2 separate regions of the Homo sapiens genome follow, and region 1 is linked to region 2. Evidence: chromatin contacts called from ENCODE Hi-C or POLR2A ChIA-PET data. All regions are on one chromosome and are shown on one strand. Each heading gives the region's core, a stretch centred on a gene start or an enhancer-like site at or near the end of the contact. The rest is flanking DNA. Distances are from core to core; before and after follow the strand shown. Region 1 overlaps FAF1 (Fas associated factor 1). Region 2 overlaps RNF11 (ring finger protein 11).

Region 1 (4,993 bases), core at 1,423-3,922, 390 kb before region 2:
GCTTAATGAGAAAGAAATGTTGAAAGTTGAGATAAGCTTAAAGCAAGGTTTTTTTGCACCAAATAGCCACATTGTGAATGCAAAGGAAAAGTTCTTGAGGGAAATTACGTGTTACTCTAGTGAATATACAAATAATAAGAAAGCAGAACAGCCTTACTACTAATATAGAGAAAGTTTTAGTGGTCTGAATAGAAGATTAAACCAGTCGAAACTTTTGCTTAAGCCAAAACCTAATGCAGAGCAAGGACCAAACTTGCTTACATTCTACGACACAGGTGAGGACACGCAGAAGAAAAGTTTGAAGCTTGCAGAGGTTGGCTCAAGAAGTTCAAGGAAGGAAGTCATCTCCATAACATGAAAATGCAAGGTGAAGCAGCAAGTGCTGATGTAGAAGCTGTAGTAAGTTTTATTCAGGACCTAGCTAATTGATGAAGATGCTTACACTAAACAGCAGTAGTAACATTCTATGTGGATAAAACAGCCTTCTATTGGAAGAAAACATCATCACAGCAAAAGAGAAGTCAATGCCTGGCTTCAAAGCTTCAAAGGGCAGGCTGACTTTCTCATTAGGGGCTAATGCAGATGGTGACTTTCAACTGAAGCCAATGCTTATTGACCATTCTGAAAATCCTAGGTCTCTTCAGAATTATGCTAAATCTATTCTGCCTGTGCTCTCTAAATGGAACAACAAAGCCTGAATGACAGCACATCTCTTTACCATATGGGTTACTCAATATTTTAACCCAGCTTCTGGGACCTACTGCTTAGAAAAACAGATTCCTTTCAAACTATTACTATTCATTGACAATGCACTTGGTTACTCAAGAGCTCAGATAGAGATGTACAAAGAGATCAAAGTTGTTTTTCTGGCTGCTAACACAACATCGATTCTGTAGCTCATGGGTCAAGGATTATTTTTGAATTTCAAGTCTTGTTATTTAGAAAAACGAGGCGGGCGGATCACGAGGTCAGGAGATCGAGACCATCCTGGCTAACACGGTGAAACCCCGTCTCTACCAAAAATACAAAAAATTAGCCGGGCATAGTGGCGGGCGCCTGTAGTCCCAGCTACTCGGGAGGCTGAGGCAGGAGAATGGCATGAACCCGGGAGGCGGAGGTTGCAGTGAGCCGAGATTGCGCCACTGCACTCCAGCCTGGGCAACAGAGCCAGACTCCATCTCAAAAAAAAAAAAAAAAAAGAAAAAGAAAATACATTTCATAAAGCTATAATAGCTGCTGTAGATAGTGATTCCTCTTATGGATCTGGGCAAAGTACACTGAAAACTTTCTGGAAAGGATTCACCATTCTAGATGCCATTCATAATTCATGGGAAGAGGTCAAAATATCAACATCAACAAGAGTTTGGGAGAAGTTGATTCTCACCCTTATGGATAATTTTGAGGGATTCAAGACTTCAGCAGAGGAACTGCAGATATGGTGAAGACAGCAAGATAACTAGAATTAGAAGTGGAGTGTGAAGATATGCATGAATTGCTGCAATCTTATGATAAAACCTGAATAGATACGAAGTTGCTTCTTATGGATGAGCAAAAAAAGTGGTTTCTTGAGATGAAAATCTACTCCTGATGTAGATGCTGTGAACACTGTTGAAATGTAAACAAAGGATTTAGACTATGACATAACCTTAACTGATAAAGCAGCAGTAGGGTTTGAGAGGATTGACTCCAATTTTGAAAGAAGCTCTAGTTTGTGTAAAATGCTATCAAACAGGCTGGGCGCGGTGGCTCATGCCTATAATCCCAGCACTTTGGGAGGCCGAGGCAGGCAGAACACCTGAGGTCAGGAGTTCGAGACCAGGCTGCCCAACATGGTGAAACCCTATCTCTACTAAAAATACAAAAAAAAGTAGCTGGGTGTGGTGGTGGGTGCCTGTAATCCCAGCTACTCAGGAGGCTGAGGCAGGAGAATCGCTTGAACCTGGGAGGCGGAGTTGCAGTGAGCCGAGATTGCGCCACTGCACTCCAGCCTGGGCAACAACAGCGAAACTCCGTCTGGAAAAAAAAAAAAAATTGCTATCAAACAGCACTGCATGCTACACAGAAACCTCTCATGAAAGAAGGCCAACCAATGCAGCAAATGTAATTGTTGTCTTATTTTAAGAAATTGCTAGAGCCACCCCAACTTTCAGCAACCACTATCCTGATCAGTCAGCACCTATCAACGTTGAGGCAAGACCCTTCACCAGCAAAAAGATTAATACTTGCTGAAGGCTCAGGTGATAATTAGCATTTTTTTTAACAATAAAGTGTTTTAAAATTAAGGTACATGCTTTTCTTTTTAAGACATAATGCTACTGCACACTTAATGGGCTACATAATAGTGTAAATATAACTTATATGCACTGGGAAACCAAAAAATTAGTGACTCACTTTATTCAGATATCTACTTTACCGCATTGGTCGGGAACTGAGCCTAAAATAGTTCTCACTTTTTGAGGCTAACGATGCCTTTTTCCCCTATGGCCCTGGGTAAATGGTCACCTTTTTTACTGCTTCCCTGAATCTTCACGAAAATTTTACTAGACATTATTTGAAATGTACACGCCAGGCTTTTATAGCTCCTTCCTTGTATGACAAGACACCAGCAGGACTTACTTCCCCATCTGGGCAAGACAAACTTAAGAAAATGGCCAGAACCTGCAGATGGCGCCAAAAGCAACCTCTAGTGACACTCATTGTTCATTAGCATAAGATACTCCGACCAACACCATGATACTTTACAAATGCCACAACTCAGAAGTTACCACTCCTTTTCTAGGGATTTCTGAAAAACCTGTGCCTTAATTTGCATGTAATTAAAAGTGGGTGTAAATTATTAACCAACAGCCCACAAGGGCTCTCGGCACACTGCCTATAGGTTAGCCCTGCTCCGCAAGGTGGCAGTGTGAGTTTAATAAAGTTGCTGTGTTTCACTGCTGACTCATTCTTGAATTCTTTTCTGTGCAAAGCCAAGAAACCTCCCAGGCTAAGCAAATCTTGGGTCTCGCATACCCTGCATCATTGCTAGAGAACAGAGGTCTTATATCTCATCTCCAGGCATAAGACCAGTCTTCAGCCCCTAGTATCTACATCCAGTTGAGAGGGCCAGTTGCTGAAAGCAACTGTAGAAATGATGCAGGGTATGTGAGACCCAAAATTTGGGGCTTAGTCTGGGAGGTTCTGATAAAACCATTGCAATGACACTGATTTCCCTTTTTGGTTCTAGTACCTGACAATTGTCTATTTTTGCTTTCTAGCTTGACCATATTTAGTATTTTTGTTGTTAATACTTTATTCTACTGGCTGATTTTATTTAGTATTAAAGAGGGTCTTCAGTCTACCAGACCATTTGAAAGTCTATTGTTTATTATTTTCTTCATTCTGTCTTAAAACTAATTTCTTAAACATAAAAATAAAACCATCCCATACCCTGGTATACCCTCCATCAACACTTCATAATTTTAATATTTGCTATATGTTTTTAATTTATTGTTTTGAGACAGAGTCTCACTCTGTCACCTAGCCTAGAGTATAGTAGTGTGATCACAGCTCACTATAATACTGAACTCCTAAACTCAAGTGATCCTCCCACCTCAGCTCCCAAGTAGCTAGGACTACAGGCGAGCACCACCAAACCCAGCTAATTTCTTTACTTTTCGTAGAAATGGAGTCTCACTATTACCTAGGCTGGTCTTGAGGTACTGGTCTCATACAATCCACCTGCCTCAGTCTCCCAATGCACAAGGATTACTGGCATTAGCCACCATGCACAGCCAACTGCCCTATATATTTCAAACCCACTTTCTAAAAAAGTCAGAAATGTTTATAGATGATTTAAGTCTCCATCCCTTCTCCATCTTATTTTCTTTTCTTTCTTTTTTTTTTTTTTTTTTTTTTTTTTTTGGAGACAGGGTCTCACTCTGTCACCTGGGCTGGAGTGCAGTGGTGCAGTCACAGGTCACTGCAGCCTCAACCTCCCGAGCTCAAGCAGTTCTCCTGTCTCAGCCTGTAATGTAGCTGAGACTACAGCCATGGACCACCATGCCCAGCTAATCTTTGTTTTTCGTTTTCTGTTTTTGTAGAGACAGGGTTTTGCCATGTTGCCCAAGTTGGTATCTCATTTCTTTTCCTTCTTCCCTTCCCAGAAGTGTGAGAAAGTTATACCACCATGTTTTTTATATTTTTACATTATATATGAATTCATATTAAAGAATACTGAATTTTTTTGTTTTTCAAAGTATTCTATAAATCATACCAATCTGAATCTATTGTTTTGTTACAAAAGTAATGGTTTCCAGCTGTCCCTATACTCATTTATTTCTTATTTATTTCATTTTATTTATTTTCAGACTGTAGATTTTGGGGGTTTGTTGTTTTATTTATATATTTTAATTAACAAAAATTGAATATATTTATCACGTACAATATAATGTTTTGAAATATGTATACATTGTAGAATGGCTAAATGGGGCTAACATATGTATTACCCTACATATTTTAGCATTTTTTTGGTGAGAACACCTACAATCAACTCTCTACCCAACTTTCAAAAATATGATACATATATTCTTTTTTTCTTTTTTTTCTGAGACAGGGTCTTACTCTGTTGCCCAGGCTGGAGTGCAGTGGCACAGTCTCAGCTCACTGCAACCTCCCTCTCCCAGGTTCAAGCAATTCTCCTGTCTCAGCCTCCCAAGCAGCTGAGATTACAGGCACTTGCCACCATGCCCAACTAATTTTTGTATTTTTAATAGAGACGGGATTTCACCATGTTGGTCAGGCTGGTCTCGAACTCCTGATCTTGTGATCCACCCCCCTCGGCCTTCCAAAGTGCTGGGATTACAGGTGTGGGCCACTGCACCCAGCCTCTAATACATACATTCTTATTAAGTACTGTCATCATGTTATACAATACAGCTCATGAACTTACCCCCCTAACTGAAATTTTGTATCCTTTGACCAATACCTCCCCAACTCCCCAGACTCTAGTTTT
Region 2 (4,607 bases), core at 610-3,109:
TTTAATCCAAATCATTAGCAGTTTTTCTTTTTTTTTTCTTTTTGAGACAGCAGTTTTTCTTTTTCTTATTGTTATTTAATCCAAATCATTAGCAGTTTTTCTTTTTTCTTTTTCTTTCACTTTGTCACCCAGTCTGGAGTGTAGTGGTGTGATCTCGTCTCACTGTAGCTCAACCTCCTGGGCTCAAGCGATCCTGCTGCCTCAGTCCCCGAGGTAGCTGGGACTACAGGTGTACATCACCACTTCTGGCTAATTTTTGTATCTTTTATAGAGACGGGGTTTCACCATGTTGCCCAGGCTGGTCTCAAACTCCTGAGCTCAAGCTATCCGCCTGTCTTGGCCTTCCAAACTGCAAGGATTACAGGCGTGAGCCACTGTGCCAGGCGCATTAGCAATTTTTCATAGCATATCTACAAAGTTCTAATATGTATATAATGTATATTACAAGAACATAAGTGCTTTGATTTAGGTTATTCAGTTATATAATTATGTTGAGTCCCAACTGTGTGCCAGATACCGTGCTGAGTAGGTAGTAAACATTGGTAAGCAAAACAGACATAGCCCCTGCCCTTATCAGACTACCCACATAGCCCGGACACAGTGGCTCTCACCTGTAATCTCAGCACTTTGGGAGGCCAAGGCTAGAGGATCGCTTGAGGCCAGGAGTTTGGTCAGCCTGGTCAGCGAGACACTGTTTCTACCAAAACAAAAAAATTGCTGGGCATGGTGTTGTGTACCTGTAATCCCAGCTACTGGGGAGGCTGCAGTGGGAGGATTACTTGAGCCTAGAAGTTGGAGGTTGCAGTGAGATGTGTTTGTATACCTTTTGTCATTAGGTCCATATTTAGGCCCTGAAATAGGCTAATCAAAATATTTATTTATTTTTCATTTGTTTTCAGCTGGGGACGAAACACAGTAGCTTTGCAAATATAAAGTGGGAGCACAACCTAGCACTGGCGTTGGAGGTCCTCAAAACAGTCCCCAGGTTTGGTGATTCAATAGGAGGGCTCTTAGGACTTAGTATATAATCTTACTCACATCTATGATTTGTTACAGCAAAGAATCAAAGCAAAATCAGCTAAGGGGAAAGGTGCTTTGGTCTAAAGGGAACTAAGCACAAGCTTCCAAGAGTTATCTCCTAGTGGAGTCACACAGGACATGCTTAATTCCTTCAACATATATGAAAGGTTTTCTGCCAGAGAAGCTCATTTGGAGACTCAGTGCCCCAGGTACTGATTAGGCACCCACTGCCTAGCATATGACAAAATTCCTGATTCTCAGAGGGGAAGCAGGTGTTGAACATAAACCATATAGTGTTCGCAGATAGGGAATGGTGGGAACCACCCCCAAATCCATATCTTTTTTTGTTGTTAAGATGGAGTCTCTCTCTGTTGCCCAGGCTAGAGTACAGTGGCAAGATCTTGGCTCACTGCAACCTCTGCCTCCCGGGTTAAAGCAGTTCTCTTGCCTCAGCTTACTGAGTAGCTGGGATTACAGGCGTGCACCACCACGCCCAGCTAATTTTAGTATTTTTAGTAGAGATGGTGTTTTACCATGTTGGCCAGGCTGGTCTCGAACTCCTGACCTCAGGTGATACGCCTGCCTCGGCCTTTCAAAGTTCTGGGATTACACGCATGAGCTACCATGCCCAGCCATCACATCTTTTAAAATTGTTGTTTTTATACCCCTGTCTAATCTTCTACTCACTCAGTGTCTGTTAGCCAACAATTGAATCAGGATTCCATTTTGCTGCCTAGAAAATCAGTGGCTGTCTAGTTATGAAACAATTGATAACTCAGATATCAAGCCATTTTAAAACAAGTATCATGGGAATTAAAATTTAAAATTAGGCATGTGTGGTAAGAAGGGTGAGGCCACATTCATCTTTAAAATATCAGGAGGTCTTAGTCATTTCCTTTCCTCTATGGTTTTCTGAACCATGTAAACTGAAATTAGATTGTTCAATCATTTTAAATATCTAAAAGATATAGAGAGGGTTCCTTTGTTTTAACAAAAAAATACCAAAGGAGAAAATACACTCATAACGTGAATTAAAATATAGTTTTTATTTTCTTCTTTAATGTTTATTAATGTTTCCCCGTAAAGTAGAACTTTCCTTTTCTGTTCTGCTTTCTGTGTTCTCTACACGTATGTGAACCACAAGACTGAAGAAATCTAGCCTCTGAAAAACCCATAGTTGGAGTTTATTTTCTCTAAAACAATTTAGTTATTTTTGTTTGTTAGGTTCAAGGATTTAAGAGACCCTTTATATTATCTTAGTCTTAAACCAATTTGTTCCCAGTTTGCGTGTGGATGACAGCTCATCAAAACTGGTCAACTAGGACTGAGGCTAAGATTCAGGAAGGTAATTTAGACTGGAAATGGTAATTCAAGGGTTGAAGAACTCAGAGCTGGCAGAGATCACAACAGAGTCCAAGAGTTTGTAGTATTCAAAGAGAAGCCAGAAAGCCAGGACCAAAGCCAAGGACAGTAGCACTTAGCTTAAAGTCTGCAAAGCAGAGAATCATGATGGGGAGAATCATGACGTTGGGGAGATGTTAGAATAATTTACAAATATTGGCATTTACAAAGCTCTTAGTTATCTCATGATTATATCAACTCTTTAAAGTGGGTACTGTTATCTGCTTTATTCAAAGACATTAAGAGACTTGGTCCAAGCAATCACAGTAAGTAGCCGAGCTGAGACTGAAATCTTATAATTTAATTCTTCAGACTGAAAATCTCATCTTCTGAGATAGTAGTGTTTTTCAGACTGCTCTGTTGATTCTGAGGATTCTGCAAAGGTAACCAAGGTGAGGGCTTGGGGATGGGGAGCCTCATCCCTTCTAGGCCACACTCCATCCCAGCTTCATTCCATCAGAGTTGCTCAGTTTTAAATATTATTATAGGCCAGGCACCATGGCTCAACCCTGTGGCCCCACTACTCAGGAGGCTGAGGTTGGAGGATTGCTTGAGCCCAGGGGGTTGAGTTTACAGTAAGTTGTGTTTGTGCCACTGCACTTAAGCCTGGGCAACAGAGGGAGACCCTATCTCAAAAAAAGGTGGGGGTTATACACACGATTCCTTTGAATTGTTTTGTTGTGTAAAAAATCAGTTGGATTAGGAGCAGCAGAATTCTAATTTCAGTATTGTCAATTAGTGACTGTAGGCAAGCTTGGTCCTATGAAATGGGAAAGTTAGTCTTAGATAACTTTTAGATTTATTTTTGCCATAGTCCAGTCCATTTAAAAAGTTTTAAAAATTATTTTTAGAGATGAGGTCTTGCTATGTTGTCCAGGCTGGTCTCTTATCATGTGGAAATAGTTCATTTAACATTCCATGCCAGTTCAGTGAAGTCTGTGTTTATATCCTTTAGGCAGAATGAGAATGTTTTGGTGTGTGTATGTTTTATTCTAGTAGCTGAAGTTAAGGCAGGGTGAAACACAGTCATACAGCCAAACACTAGCCCAGCTTCCTACCCCTCCCAGGGCTCCCTTTCCCTTCTATCTCTGACCAAAAAATAAGCCCTCGAAAGGTTTTTAAAAAATAATCTTTTTCCTCTATATTTTAATATTTTAGGAACAAGTTCCAGTTCCAGTCTACCACCCAACACCTAGCCAGACTCGGCTAGCAACTCAGCTGACTGAAGAGGAACAAATTAGGATAGCTCAAAGAATAGGTCTTATACAACATCTGCCTAAAGGAGTTTATGACCCTGGAAGAGATGGATCAGAAAAAAAGATCCGGGAGTAAGTTTTAATTAATTTGTACATTTCAAAGTTTTATTTTCAGATTGCTTTTGAAAAATTTGCCTTTTCTCCTGCACTTTAGAAAGTCAGACATTTAATATATTGAAACACTTCGCTTAATGCAAGAGAATGTTTAATTTTTTTTCATAGCTCTATTACTGGCTACTAGCAAGAGAATGTTATGTAGTAATTAAGAATTTTCACAGGCCGAGCACAGTGGCTTATGCCTGTAATCCCAGCACTTTGGGAGGCTGAGGTCGGGGGATCACTTGAGGCCAGGAGTTCGAGACCAACCTGGCCAACATGGTGAAACCTCATCTCTACTGAAAATACGAAAATTAGCCAGGCATGGTGGCACGCGCCTGTAATCCCAACCACTTGGGAGGCTGAGGTGGGAGAATCACTTGAAACTCTGTCTCAAAAAGTAAAATAAAGTAAAATAAGAGAAAGTTAGTGTTAATGAAGAGAGCTTTAACTTACAGCAACCCAGTAAGTAGGCTGAAGTTAGTGTTTCTGTTTTTACAGTTATTAAAATGAAAATTATCTTACTCTAGGATTACTCTAAATAGCACAAGGAAACAAAGTTGCCCGAAGTTAGTGTTTCTGTTTTACAGTTACTAAAATGAAAATTGTCTTAGTCCAGGATTACACTAAATAGTGCAAGAAAACAAAGTTGATCTAACTGATGCTTTTCTACCTAAAATAATCCCATTCTCCTTCAGGTATCTGCTATAATATGTAGCTGTTTACAAGCACAGCAGTAGATTTGATGCATATGTAATCCATTTCTCTTTGCTCTGTTGATTGCTCCTAAGTCCTGCAAATTCTCAGGGGATTGAAATAAGAGACTGTGGACAG

The links. Hi-C counts contacts between places; a loop is a spot of excess contacts on that map. ChIA-PET counts read pairs that join two places held with the same protein, here RNA polymerase II (POLR2A). Pooled maps may share reads with other maps.
Region 1: a loop to region 2 is called in a map of HCT116, with 2.3 times the contacts of the local background. The contact joins two enhancer-like sites. A Hi-C loop is called at or near these places in 1 of 168 maps with a recorded cell type or tissue (HCT116) and 2 of 50 pooled maps. POLR2A ChIA-PET finds 5 or more read pairs at or near these places in 1 of 52 experiments (OCI-LY7).

What each region holds. Positions count from the first base shown.
Region 1 is chr1:50,870,884-50,875,876 of GRCh38, forward strand. All of the region lies in intron 1 of FAF1 (Fas associated factor 1), which reads right to left. Among named protein-coding and RNA genes, the nearest start is that of FAF1, 87 kb to the right of the region's middle. RefSeq lists an enhancer at 2,774-3,068. Within about 2 kb of position 2,673, at least 3 of the 41 ENCODE cell types and tissues checked have a DNase peak (open chromatin) inside an H3K27ac peak, as active enhancers do.
Region 2 is chr1:51,266,377-51,270,983 of GRCh38, forward strand. RNF11 (ring finger protein 11) reads left to right here. Exons shown (of 3, transcript NM_014372.5): 2 at 3,580-3,749. Among named protein-coding and RNA genes, the nearest start is that of RNF11, 32 kb to the left of the region's middle. Within about 2 kb of position 1,860, at least 2 of the 41 ENCODE cell types and tissues checked have a DNase peak (open chromatin) inside an H3K27ac peak, as active enhancers do.